Linked DNA regions of Homo sapiens: region 1 is linked to region 2. The links are chromatin loops, found by intact Hi-C in ENCODE. Cell type or tissue: breast epithelium. All regions are shown on one strand. Links, peaks and the distances in the headings refer to the core of each region. The heading gives the core; the rest is flanking DNA.

Region 1 (2,908 bases), core at 189-2,688, 98 kb before region 2:
TGACCTCATGATCCGCCCACCTTGGCCTCCCAAAGTGCTGGGATTACAAGCATGAGCCACGGAGCCCAGTGAAACTCTTTTGAGTTTCTGATGAGCCTTTCCAAAGGAGGCAATCAGATATGCATTTATCTCGGCGAGCAGAGGGATGACTTTGAGTTCTGTCTGTCATTTGTCCAGAAGGAAATTCCTTGTGAGGGAGGTATGTAGCTTTTGAATCTTAGTAGCCATCTTTTTTTTTTAGCAATAGAATGGGAGGCAGGTTTGCCCTAAGCAGTTCCCAGCTTGACTTTATCCTTTGGCTTAGTGATTTTGGGGTCCCAATATTTATTTTCCTTTCACAATGTTTAGAGGATTTAATGAAAAATCAAACTTGTGTCTGTAGCATCTTTCCCAGTCACCAGCCCCTCCCGGAGCCAGCTTGGCGCAACAGGAGTGGACAGGGACAGCCTCTGGGCCGTATTGCCCTGTAGTCTATGGAGCCGCCCTGCTGGAGGGGCTGGGCTGGGCAGCCTCTGCTGGCTGGGGATGGTTTGGGAGTTTTACTCCAAGGCCTGCCACAGAAGGGCAGCTGTCATCCTCTCCCGTGGCTGGAGACATTTAGGCTGCAGCCCTTGGAAGGCTGTGAAATGGACACGACCCTGTGCTGAGTTTCCACCCTGCACAAACATCTTTGGAAGCAGCGCTCGTTTAATTTTCCATGAGTCCTGAGAAGAAGATGTTGCCATCAGCCCTTTGATTTTGCAGATGGCGATCCTGAGACTCAGAGAGGTTAAGCAACTTTCCTATGTCACACAGCTGGTTAGGAACTGAGCTGGGATTTAAACCCAAAGGTCTTCAAAGGTGGGACCCTTTGTGCCAGCAGGAACCTGTTAGGGGAACACTGTGGGAGAGACAGTAAGTAGATTGCACTGGGTGGGGGGCGTTGGGGAAGGAGGGAGTTGAGGGGGAAGGGAGGGAGTATGTGCAGCGGGGAATAGTTATGCAGCCCCCACCTTGATCATATAACAGCAAGAAAGTGTCCCAAGACCCAAGAAGGAAGTTAGCCTAGATCTTATTTTTCAACACAATCTAACAGTGACTTTGTTAAGAAACAGAAATTCAGGGCCTAAGAGGTTGTTGGAACAATGCCAGGTTTCGCTTCCTTTCCCGGGCAGCTCTCCTGCGACGACCTTTGACTTGGGAGGGGCAGGTCGTCCATGAGCACGAGTGACCGGGTCCCTGATGCTTTCCTCGTGGTTACAGCCTCGCCTGCAGGTTCGGGCACTGTGGGGTGGGGCGGGAACGTGGCTGGCACTATGAAGTATCCACCTTTCTGCGGGCTCTGCCGCCTCATCCCTCCAACAGCAAGCCAGGGCTGGTGGCTGTACTGTTCCCTCGTCCCTCACCTAGCATCCCCTTTTTCCAGAGGACGAAAGGTAGGGGAAGCTAAGAAATGATGGCACAGGATTTGAACTCAGGACTATCTGGGCTCACAGCTGATGACGATTCTATACCACCTTACTGTCCTAGGCAGGGCAGGAGCCCCAGACAGGATGGGTAGCCTTTCTGAAGTTAAAATAGTAAAAGGCAAAAAGAGAGCCCTTACCCGAGCATGCAGCTATAAAGGAGCACACAGTTCTCCTCTGGCCCCTCTCCGAGGATGGGTTCTCCGCTTCTGCGAGGCCAGACGCACCGCAGGCATCTGCCTTTGATTAGAACGGGCAGACAGGAAACATACCTGCGGTCCCGGGCCTCTCTCACACTCCAGAAATGCCATTCACAGACAGGGAAGAGGGAGAAAGGATGGGAGGAAGGGAGGAAGGGAAGGAGAACAATCAACAGCTACATGGGAGCGTGCTGGGAGGTAGGATCACCGCGGGAGACAGAAATGGGCCTCAGCCGCAGGTCAGGGTGTGGACACGGAGGCAGCCAGGCCTGATCTGCTGGGGGAACCACACTGGGCCGGGCGTGGAGAGGAGGTTTGCCGTGTGTGCAGCAGCTTGCAGGGAGCCAGCTGCCGAGAGCTGGGGCTGCTGCTTCTGAGCTGAAAGGGAAAGAAGGGTACATCTTTCAGAGCCACTCAGTCCCCCAATCATAGTGCCTGGCTGCGACCTCCCACTGGGCCCATCACAAGTCCTCATGGTTGGGGACGTCAGTGACCTGCAACAGGGTCAGGGAAGAACATCCTGGCCAGGAGTGAGCTAAGGAAGAGATGCACCACAGAGCCCTGGTAAATGCCTGGGAGTGAGAGCCTTACACTCACCATCTCTTTCCTCTCTGCCTGTTGTAGTTAAAAACCACGCTCTTGACTTGCTGATGCTTTGAGCTGCTTGTTGCGGGTGGAGGTGGCTTCCCACGGCTTCTTGCACAGTGTTGGCCCTGACCCACCGTCCCCCAGGCAGGGGGAGACTGCTGTGTTCAAGGGGAGTCCTGGGTGCATGCGGAACAGAATAGGGAGTCCCCACTGGGGCAGGCGCTGGCAGCTCTTCACCGTGTCAGCTCACTCAGCCCTCAGGTCGTCCTATCCTCAGGTGTGACCTGCAATGTACAGGTGCAGAAATGGAGAAGACCTGTGCTGAGTCCCAGAATGACACTGGGCCTGTGGAGGCTGCCAGGAGAGACACTGCCAGGTTCCCACGGCGGAGACACTGGCACTACAGCCCAGAGAGGAGGACACTTTATTAACTTGTCACATCGAGCAAAGGCACTGGTCTCTCCAGTCTCTTGCTGTGCCTTGAAAAGAGGAGAGAATGTGGAATCCGAGGCCTGGGCTGCAACTCTGGCTGCACCAGCTCCCCAGGCAAAGCGGTAACCTGAGATGGGCCACCTCCAAGCATCAGGAAGTGTGGGCAACCGTGGGGAAGAGAAAAATAACAATGCCTGCTGTCCTCACCTTCCAGGCTTGCTTTATGGGCAGAGGGGGTGACAA
Region 2 (2,908 bases), core at 183-2,682:
AAAAGCTTTTACTACAGAATATTTTTGTTTCTTTTTAAAAATGGGATCTAATGAGTAATACGTGATCTCGTGATGTTATTAGAAGGTAGGTAACTGGAAGTAGTAGAGGCATTCACAGTCAACCTTTCGGAGTATTGCAAGCTTATTTTTTACAAGCAAAATTATTTTCTGCAAAATCCATTTCATGTGAATACTTAAAATAGAAGCCAATAATAGTTGGGATCCCCTGGATCCCCACCCTGGATCTCACATCGCATTTAGATGTCACGTCTCCTCAGCCTCCTCTTGGCTCTGGGTAATCTGAGCACCGAGGCTGGAGCCCTGCTCACTGCCTGCTTCCTCCCGAAGCCTCTAACTTTCTTCTTGGAACCTCACAGCTTTGTGGAACACTGTTCGAGAGCCCCTGATATACTCCAACACCTATTTACTAAAAATGCAGATGTGAAACGAGTCATTTCAGCTTACATTTAGAAAACAGTCTCTTTCAGGTTGGCGCAGTGGCTCACACCTGTAATCCCAGCACTTTGGGAGGCCGAGGCAGGCGGATCACCTGAGGTCCGGAGTTAGAAACCAGCCTGACCAACGTGGAGAAACCCCGTCTCTAATAAAAATACAAAATGAGCTGGGCGTGGAGGTGCATGCCTGTAATCCCAGCTACTCAGGAGGCTGAGGCAGGAGAATCGCTTGAACCCAGAAGGTGGAGGTTGCAGTGAGCGGAGATCACGCCATTGCAATCTGGGCAACAAGAGCGAAGCTCTGTCTCAAAAAAAAAAAAAAAAAAAAAAAGAAAGAAAAAAGAAAAAAAAGAAAACAGTCTCTTTCAAACCTCCCGGTGAGAAGAAATCCAAATAATTCATGTCAATATTCCGCCCTCGAGGAGGTGGAGCGTAACTCCTCTCTCCTTTCATGTGGGCTGTGCATCGGGACTTCCATCCAGAGAGTACAGTGTGGAAGGAGGAACTCCAAAGGAGTACGGTGGAGACACCTGACAAACACCACCTCAATCAGGTGGTCAAGGTTAAGAGCAACGAACCATGCTAACTGTACATGCCCTGATACGATGGGATGGGAATGGCTCTTCATCTCTGAGGTCTTCCTCCCTAAATCCCTCGCCCAAGTCTAATCACCAGGAAAACATCAGAGCAATCCCGATGAAGGGAGAGTCTGCAGAATGCCTGATCAATACCTCTCACATTTGAAAAGCCATCAAAACCAAAGACACTCTGGGAAGCCGTCAGGGCCAAGAGGAGCTGAAGGAGGCAATGCCTAAATGTGATGTGGTGTCCAGGGTGGTATCCTGCAAGAGTGGAGGGACATTGGTAGAAACTAAGGCTATCTGAATAAAGTATGGATGTTAGTTAATAATAACAATAATACATTGCTATTGGTTCATTAATTGTAATGAATGTACCATACTAACAGAAGATATTATTAGCAGGGGAAAATTGCTTGAGGTTTATGGGTATATGGGAACTCTCTGTACTATTGTGGCAGTTTTTCTGTAAATCCAAACCATTCTAAAATTAAAAGTTACTTTTGAAAAAAAAAAGGTTTATTCCATTACCTAATAATTTGTGGTGTAGGAAAAGTGTTTTTTTTTTTTTTTTTTTTTTAAATTCAGACTAGTCCTTTCTGGTCATACATGGAGGCTAAAGGGGTTTAAAATACTCTGATGGGAGTCTAGACATTAACTTATACAATCCATATTTCTCACTTCACCAGCTTGGGGTACAGAATAAGGTCATATCTTTTAAAATACGCATAATGCTAGACTCCCATTTGCCTTAGGCTAACTGGAGAACGTTATTTTTCCATGCCCTTGGCTCCTGGTGGCATGGTGCTGTCCTCCCGAGACAAGTGCAGTGTGGCCCAGTGAGTCCTGTCACCATCGCCGTCATCGTGGGCCTGCAAGAGCGGAGAAGCCAGCCAGCCCTCCCCATGGCAGCTGTGCAGCTTGGCTTCAGGCCTGGTGCTTGATGGCCTGCGATCCTTCAGTTACTCACCTCTCCAGGCCATGAACACAGCCATTTCTCAGGGGTCAGGGTGGCTAGGTCAGGAAATCTCCCCAGCCATAGCCATTTGAAGTCCTTGGGGAATTCAGAGTGAAAACATTGTTGTCCTTTCCCTCACTTTGAAACTTTCATGCGCGTCGGAGTGAAGAGACCACCAAACAGGCTTTGTGTGAGCAATAAAGCTTTTAATCACCTGGCTGCAGGCGGGCTGAGTCCAAAAACAGAGTCAGCGAAGGGAGATAAGGGTGGGGCGGTTTTATAGGATTTGGGGAGATAAAGGAAAATTACAGTCAAAGGGGATTTGTTCTCAGGTGGGCAGGAGTGGGGGTCTCAAGGTGCTCAGTGGGGGAGCTTTTTGAGCCCGGATGAGCCAGGAAAAGGACTTTCACAAGGTAATGTCATCAGTTAAGGCAAGGACCGGCCATTTTCACGTCTTTTGTGGTGGAATGTCATCAGTTAAGGTGGGGCAGGGCATTTTCACTTCTTCTGTGATTCTTCAGTTACTTCAGGCCATCTGGGCATATACGTGCAAGTCACAGGGGATGCGATGGCTTGACTTGGGCTCAGAGGCCTGACACAAACCTGTTGATTTCCTGGCCCAGCTTGAGTGATATTTCTCCTCTCTCCATCCCCAAGGGGACACATCACTTGATTTCCTGGCTACTTTTGCTCTGTTGTGGGTGAAGAAAGCCACTGCGACTGCATGACTGTGACTTAGATGGAGAGGGGAGGATCAATCTCTTTTTAATAGACAGAAGAGGGAGTGAGCTGGAGAGGCAGGCAGCGAGAGGGAGGCAGTTCTTTCACTGGTAGGGAAAGGACTTGTGTCCTGGGCCTGGATCACCCAGCTCTGTGACTCTCAGTATTCTATCTAATCTTCCTGGGCCTTAGTTTTC

Evidence for each region. Peaks named below come from ENCODE experiments on the same cell type or tissue, not always from the same donor. Only the 100,000 strongest peaks of a DNase experiment are listed, where the experiment ranks them.
Region 1: it touches region 2 in a loop (7-fold over the local background); 1 of 110 quality-filtered maps calls a loop at or near these places.

Annotation. Positions count from the first base shown.
Region 1 is chr15:93,178,079-93,180,986 of GRCh38, forward strand. No RefSeq gene overlaps it. Among named protein-coding and RNA genes, the nearest start is that of RGMA, 90 kb to the left of the region's middle. RefSeq lists enhancers at 1,858-2,396, 2,397-2,908. In breast epithelium, for the core only: no CTCF peak of the experiment used is centred there; a DNase peak (open chromatin) is centred at 1,178.
Region 2 is chr15:93,276,233-93,279,140 of GRCh38, forward strand. The region is part of intron 5 of LOC105370982 (a long non-coding RNA gene); the gene reads left to right. Among named protein-coding and RNA genes, the nearest start is that of RGMA, 190 kb to the left of the region's middle. RefSeq lists enhancers at 1-160, 1,418-2,300, 2,301-2,908. In breast epithelium, for the core only: no CTCF peak of the experiment used is centred there; no DNase peak of the experiment used is centred there.